Regions from separate parts of the Homo sapiens genome. Here region 2 is linked to region 1. A link is an interaction called in ENCODE POLR2A ChIA-PET data of the cell type or tissue named here. Cell type or tissue: B cell. All regions are shown on one strand.

Region 1 (4,000 bases):
ACCTCTCTCCTCTGCTTGAATGTCACCGTGGGCAGTGTGCCTCTTCCCCACCTTTCCACCATAGACTTAGGTTCAGACTCTCCCTGGTGAGAGCAAGGTGGCTCCAGGAAGAAGTGTAAATCATAGACTTGGGCTTGTAGGAAGAATTAGAACTCTTTTTTTGTCTTTTCCACCAGCATAATTTATTTCCTGCTCCCAGACTTCTGCACCTGTCTGCACTGGGGGCCTCCTGTGGTACCTTGACCTGCCAGCCCTTCCTGAAGATGCTGCGTCGTAACGTTTAGCCTGGAATAGGGGACAGAGGGCTGGCTTGGGGCGGCGGCAGTGGGATGCAGGAAGCAAACGGTATTTTAAACCTAAGCTGCTTAGGGGCATAACTCTTCCTCATTTGGAAAGTCTTTTTTTTTTTTCTTTTTAAACTTGGGTCCTCGAATGGTAGAATTGCTCACTCTTCCCTGGGAGGAAAGTCAGGCCCAGATGGTGTTATCCATTTCCCATCCAGTCTGGCAAGATCACAGGAAGGGCCAGCTGGTGGCTTCCTTGTTATTGTTAATTTTTTTTTTTTGAGAAGGAATCTCACTCTGTCGCCAGGCTGCAGTGCAGTGGCACGATCTTAGCTCATTGCAACCTCTGCCTCCTGGGTTCAAGCAATTCTCTTGCCTCAGCCTCCCAAGTAGCTGAAGTTACAGACACGCACCAGTGTGCCTGGCTAATTTTTGTATTTTTAGTAGAGAAGAGATTTCACCATGTTGGCCAGGCTGGTCTTGAACTCCTGACCTCAGGGGATCCACCCGCCTCGGCCTCCCAAAGTGTTGGGATTACAGGCATGAGCCACTGAGCCCGGCCTAATTTTTTTTACCTTCTACTGATTAAAGTTTTGAAATTTCGAGAGGCCAGATGGGAACCAAATAATATGGCCCTTTTGGTTTTCTTTTAATGAGACCAGGTTTGGGAGAGACCTTGGAGAGACCTGAGATGGTGAAGCTGTCTGCTGGGTACCCTGGGACCTATTGCCCAGAGGGCTTGGCAAGCCGTGAGTTCTTTCATCCTCCTTCCTACAGGGAGTATTGCCTCTGTTTTTCCAGAAGATTCTTGTAATGGTTTCTGTAGGACCGTGCACTTCACAGGCTTCAGTTAAAATTGGACTCAGCTTGTGGGTGGAGAGACTAAAGCCTTGTGAAGACGTTTGATCCTGCAAGTCCTCAAAGCCTCCTGCTCCCCCGGGGCGGCCGGGCACATGAATATGGAGAGTGGCATTGAAGATGTGCTGTCTCCTTCCCAGATCCTGCTGCCTGGGGACCAGCAGTGAGGCCCTCTTCCTGCAGAAGGGCACTCTCAGTCTTGCTGGGCTAGAGGAGGAAGCCACGGGGGTGGTGGCTGCAAAGGGCTGGGCACAGAGAGAGACCTGGCAAGGTGACCGGGGGAGGTGACTGGGCTCAGGCTGGCACCTGTCCCACCTCACTGTCAGCCAAGCAGATGGAGAGGTGGGTGCTCTGCCCGTTGCAGCCACCTGCCCTGCGGCCTCTGCTGTGCCCGTTTCTGCTCTGGGTCCGCCAGCAGGAGCTCAGCCCTCATCCTCATGTTCATCTAGTGAGGCGGGGGGAGGCGGTCATCCCAGGCAGGTGTGGGTGCAGAAGAGGCAGCCGCAGGTGTGGGGCCATTGCAGCGAGGGGCCCTGCCCTGTTCCTCCAGGAACTCCCACGGGCTCTTAGAGTCTCTCCAGGTTGTCGCCATTTCACTTCCGCCTGCAGTTGGGCATGGGCTGTGTACGGAACACACATTAGACCCTGGGGAACAAAAAGGAAACAAAAACAGGAAATGTGTCTGCTCTCAAGGATATTATTAAAATGGTGAGAGGCCGGGCATGGTGGCTCACGCCTGTAATCCCAGCACTTTGGGAGGCCGAGGCAGGCGGATCACGAGGTCAGTAGATCGAGACCATCCTGGCTAACACGGTGAAACCTCGTCTCTACTAAAAATATTTTTTAAAAAAATCAGCCGGGCGTGGTGGCAGGCACCTGTAGTCCCAGCTACTTGGGAGGTTGAGGCAGGAGAATGGTGTGAACCCGGGAGGCGGAGCTTGCTGTGAGCTGAGATCGTGCCACTGCACTCCAGCCTGGGAGACGGCGCGAGACTCCATCTCAAAATAATAATAATAAAAATAAAATAAAATAAAATAAAATAAAATGGTGAGAAAACACAAATCTACCCACGAAATGGCCTGAGAACAAAACGCACCCAGTGGCCGTGATATTCATGCTACTTAAACCAGAAGGCTTCGAATGGGCACAGTGCAGTGAGGCTGAGGGGGCTAATCAGAGGAGATATTAAATGTTCAAGAACACTAGCATGCAAGAACAACTGTGACCCAGGGAGATGTTTGCTACCAAGTACACTGTGGGGCCCCACCACCCCAGAAAGGCGCATCAGCAGGTACTAAGGAAGACCGGGCCATGGCTCCCCGAGGTCGCGCTGTGTGAACTCACCAGGTGCAGTTACCGGGAAAGCTTGTTAAAAAGGGCAGGTTAGGAGGCCCCAGGCCTACAGGTTCTGATTCAGTAAATCAGCGTGGGCCCAGACCTGCATTTTAAGGAAGGGCCACAGGTGGCCGTGCTGTAGGAGGGGCCGAAACCACACTTTTTTTTTTTTTTTTGAGTCTCGCTCTGTCGCCCAGGCTGGAGTGCAGTGGTGTGATCTCGGCTCACTGCAGCCTCTGCTTCCTGGTTTCAAGTGATTCTCCTCTCTCAGCCTCCCTAGTAGCTGGGATTATAGGCGCACGCCACCACACCGGACTAATTTTTGTATTTTTTTTTTTTTTTTTTGAGACGGAGGGAGTCTCGCTCTGTCACCCAGGCTGGAGTGTAGTGGCGCGATCTCAGCTCACTACAAGCTCCGCCTCCTGGGTTCAGCCATTCTCCTGCCTCAGCCTCTCCGAGTAGCTGGGACTACAGGCGCCCACCACCACGCCCTGCTAATTTTTTAAAATATTTTTTTAGAGACGAGGTTTCGCTGTGGTCTCGATCTCCTGACCTCGTAATCCGCCCGCCTCGGCCTCCCAAAGTGCTGGGATTACAAGCGTGAGCCACTGAGCCCAGCCTAATTTTTGTATTTTTAGTAGAGACGGGGTTTCACCATGTTGGCCAGGCTGGTCTCGAACTCCTGACCTCAGGTGATCTGCCCACCTCGGCATCCCAAAGTGGTGGGATTATAGGCGAGAGCCACCGCGCCCGGCCTCAAAACCACACTTCTAAGAAAATTGCTCTTAGTTGTTCTTAGGAAGGCACCAAGGCCCTTCCCTGCAGCAGCCCTAGGAAGTACTGTACATCAGGTTTCCCTTAGGGAACTCTGCTCCAGGGCAGTGCAGGCACAAGCCGCATTGCGTCATATCACACAAACACGCCACAGGCCACACAAACCACATCACACATGCCACAAGCCACACATACCACATCAGACACACACACGCCACAGGCCACACACACATCACACACACACACACCACAGGCCACACATCACACAAACACATCACACCACAAACCACACACACATCACACACACACCACATCACACACACCACAGACCACACACACATCACACACAAGCCACACACACATCACACACCACATCACACACACACCACAAGCCACACACACATCTCACACACACATCACATACACACCACAGACCACAAACCACACACAAGCCACACACACATCACACACACACATCACACACACCACAAGCCACACACACCTCACACACACATCACACACACACCACAGACCACAAACCACACACAAGCCACACACACATTACACACACAAGCCACACACACAAGCCACACATACCACAAGCCACACATACAAGCCACACATGCCACATCATACACACATCACAAGCCACATACACCACAGACCACAAACCACACACAAGCCACACACACATCACAAACACACACCATAAGCCACATACACCACATCACACAAACACACACACCACA
Region 2 (4,000 bases), 210 kb before region 1:
AAAAAATTAGCCGGGCATGGTGGCAGGCACCTGTAGCCCCAGCTACTCGGAAGGCTGAGGCAGGAGAATGGCGTGAACCCAGGAGGCAGAGCTTGCAGTGAGCCGAGATCACACAACTGCACTTCGGCCTGGGCAACAGAGTGAGACTCCATCTCAAAACAAAAAAAAGAAAAAAGAAAAAACATACAATTTATGAAAATGAAATGAAATTACAGTCTTTATGAACCACAAATACAGTTTTTCAGATATATCATGGTTTATATGTTATATATAAAACTCTTAACTAAATCTCAAACAAGGGAAAAGTCACATTAATTACTCCAAGAGAAAGAACTGGTTACTAACTACTTTAATGCAGGAGCTCGTGGATAAAAAAGATGAGTGGATAAAAAAGCAAGTGAGTATTCACAACAGCATGACAAACAACACAGGTATACTCACATATATGGCATTTGATAATCAGAGACAGCACTTTAGCTGCCTTTCTTCACTGCCTAGAGAAATGGGCAGCAATCAAGGCATTCAAAGGTCTACCTCCTTTCCTTCTTCCAACCATAAAACCAACCTAACTCAAAAGAAAGGTATTTTAAATCTTTATAGATAAAAATGAATAGAGTGACAAAATACATCATTTGTTTTTTCTTTATTCATTATCAAGATGGTGGCTATGAAGAACTAAATGAATCAGGTTTGTAAAGTTAACAGATGCTAATAATGTCATATTGTGATGCAAAGATGAGTGCTTTTATCCTCAGTTCCCTTGATAATTGTGTTATCAAACACATATTGTGTTCAATGTTTTAGTGTGCTTAAGTACACTTAAGAGCAACGTTAATATCTAATATCAGCCACCAAGATAAAAGGCTAAAACTCCTGTCAAAACTACTACACATACTGAAAATTCTTTTCCCTCCTGTTTTCATCTATTTGAATATAATTTGTAATAAAAATCCATGGCCAGGCACAATGGTTCACAACTGTAATCCCAGCACTTTGGAAGGCCAAGGCAAGAGGATTGCTTGAACTCAGGAGTTCAAGAACAGCCTGGGCAACATGGCAAAACCCTGTCTCTACAAAAATATACAAAAATTAGCTGGGCATGGTGGCGTGTGACTGTAGTTCCAGCTACTCAGGGGGATGAGGCGGGATTGCTTTGCACCCAGGAGGTCAAGGCTTCAGTGAGCCATGATGGCACCACTGCACTCCAGCGTGGGCAACAGAGAGAGAGACTGCCTCATTCAAAAAAAAAAAAAAAAAAAAAAAAAAAAGGCTGGCTCATGCTTGCAATCCCAGCACTTTGAAAGGCCGAGGCGGGTGGATCACCTGAGGTCAGGAGTTCAAAACCACCCTGACCAATATGGAGAAACCCGTCTCTACTAAAAATACAAAATTAGCTGGGCATGGTGGCACATGCCTGTAATCCCAGCTACTCGATAGGCTGAGAATTGTTTGAACCCGGGAGGCGGAGGTTGTGGTGAGTCGAGATTACGCCATTGCACTCCAGCCTGGGCGCCAAGAGCAAAACTTCGTCTCAAAAAAAAAAAAACAAAGCCGACCCAAACTGTCCAAGATTCCCCTCACAAGATTATGTACTTGTAGGCTTAGTTTGATGTTTTTGTTTTTTTGTTTTTTTTGTTTTTTTTTGAGACAGAGTCTCAGTCTGTCACCAGGCTGGAGTGCAGTGATGCGATCTCGGCTCCCTGCAACCTCCACCTCCTAGGTTCAAGCAATTCTCCTGCCTCAGCCTCCCGAGCAGCTTTGATTACAGGCGCCTGCCACCACACCCAACTAACTTTTGTATTTTTAGTAGAGATGGGGCTTCACCATGTTGGCCAGGCTGGTCTCGAACTCCTGACCTCAGGTGATCTATCCGCCTTGGCGTCCCAAAGTGCTACGATTACAGGCATGAGCCACCACGCCCGGCCTCTAGTTTGAATTAATGATCTGATCAAGTACAATTCACAGCTGTGAGAACCAAATGCCATATAAAAGTGACTGTTTTTTTAATTTTTAGAGACAGGGTCTCACTATAGTGCTCAGGTGGGAGAATGCAGTGACTATTCACAGGCACAGTCATTGTACACTACAGCCTTGGACTCAAGCAATCCTCCTGCTTCAGCCTTCCCAGTAGCTGGGACTGAAGGAATGAGCCACTGCAACCAGCGAAAGTGAGCATTTGTTACCCAGTTTCCTTCTTTCGGAATACAATTAAAAGAGTTATATAGTTCCAAGCTTTGCTGCCAAGGAGAATCACTAATTTATTTACAGGTTTAGATTCAAGAATAGCAAAAGGGTAGTAAACATCCAGCAGTAAGACCATGAAAACATTATATCCATCTATATATTACTCTTGGTGATCTCTTACTGATATGACTTTAACCAATCAACCTTCTACATACAAATGCTACAATGGAAATGTCCAACCAAATTCTGAATTTTTAAATTAATCAACTTATCAGCAACTGTCTATGCAACATAGTCATCAAATTGAAAAGCAAAATCCAGGCTGGGCACGGTGGCTCATGCCTGTAATCCCAGCACTTTGGGAGGCCAAAGCAGGTGGATCACGAGGTCAGGAGTTTGAGACCAGCCTGGCCAACATGGTGAAACCCCATCTCTACTAAAGATACAAAAAATTAGCCGGGCATGGTGGCGCGTGCCTGTAATCCCAGCTACTCGGGAGCCTGAGGCAGGAGAATCGCTTGAACCTGAGAGGCGGAGATTGCAGTGAGCCGAGATGGAGCCACTGCACTCCAGACTGGGCGACAACATGAGACTCCATCTCAAAAAAAAAAAGAAAGAAAGAAAGAAAGAAAAGCAAAATCCAGATTACCAAAGTTATACTGGCACCCTTTGGACAAAACAACTAAATTTACTTTTTGCTAGGCTAAGTGACAGCCCAATTGCTTCTGAGGTAACACAAACCAGACACGCACTCTGTATCTAGTTTTCTATTTATATTACCTCAACTAAGATTTTATAATCCAAAAAACCTTGAAAAGTGTACATGATAACTTGATATATGAAAAAAAGTTGCCTAATACTAAAAAGGAAATGCATAATTCACAACATTAATAACATGATTTTGTATGTAGGGAGTATCTCCTACCTTCACATATAATGCTTCCCTAAAAATGGTTTAAAAGTTAGAAACCAGGAGATTGAACCAAAGACAAAGATTACATTCTCAATTAATTGATATCCTAAATATGGATCCTCCAAGTGCTACAGAACAGGTGCCTTTTTTGAGTCCACTGACAGACCCGCCAACCATGCCTATCTTCTAGAGAATGGCAAAGTCTTCCAGAGAATGGCAAAGTCCAGCCAAGCCTCTCCCTTCACAAGGGCTACCTACTCCTCTCTCTGACTTCTCTGCAGGGACAGGTCAGAAGATCAGCAGCAACTATTCACACTGCCTACATAACGTCCTAGATACCTACAAAGCAGGGAGAGGCAAAAAGGATCCTCCTTCCCTCTTAAGCATATGGCTGCCATGTAGGGCTTCCCCAGGCTCTTGAGGATTTGGGTTCTACTGGTCATGGGCAGATACCCCCTTGAGCACCAGCCTATAAACAACCAGACACCTTCCCCAAGCATCTGGTGAGGTACAGAGAAGAAATTACAATAACCATAGTACCTGGGCCCCCAAAAGCTTAATTCTTCTCCAATGTGATACCCAATTGAGAATCACTAATGCAACAACAGCCTCTCAACAGACTACTGTGTTTTCAAAAGTTTCTACAATGCACTCGAATTACACTTCAGCATAGAAAATAACAAACTGGAATCTTTTTTTTTGGAGACGGAGTCACAGTCTGTTGCCCAGGCTGTAGTACAATGGCACCATCTCAGCTCACTGCAACCTCCACCTCCCGGGTTCAAGCAATTCTCCTGCCTCAGCCTCCCAAGTAGCCGGGACTACAGGCGCAAGCCACCACGCCCGGCTAATTTTTTGTATTTTAGTAGAGACAGGGTTTCACCATGTTGCCCAGGCTGGTTG

The links. Peaks named below come from ENCODE experiments on the same cell type or tissue, not always from the same donor. Only the 100,000 strongest peaks of a DNase experiment are listed, where the experiment ranks them.
Region 2: POLR2A ChIA-PET joins it to region 1 with 5 read pairs; 2 of 35 experiments call an interaction of 5 or more read pairs at or near these places.

Annotation. Positions count from the first base shown.
Region 1 is chr7:130,148,300-130,152,299 of GRCh38, forward strand. No RefSeq gene overlaps it. Among named protein-coding and RNA genes, the nearest start is that of LINC03008, 8.6 kb to the left of the region's middle. RefSeq lists an enhancer at 1,215-1,264 and a silencer at 2,727-2,796. In B cell, no CTCF peak of the experiment used is centred here; DNase peaks (open chromatin) are centred at 1,742, 2,512 and 3,342; H3K4me3 peaks cover 611 bases; H3K27ac peaks cover 2,367 bases.
Region 2 is chr7:129,937,174-129,941,173 of GRCh38, forward strand. All of the region lies in intron 1 of UBE2H (ubiquitin conjugating enzyme E2 H), which reads right to left. Among named protein-coding and RNA genes, the nearest start is that of UBE2H, 14 kb to the right of the region's middle. In B cell, no CTCF peak of the experiment used is centred here; no DNase peak of the experiment used is centred here.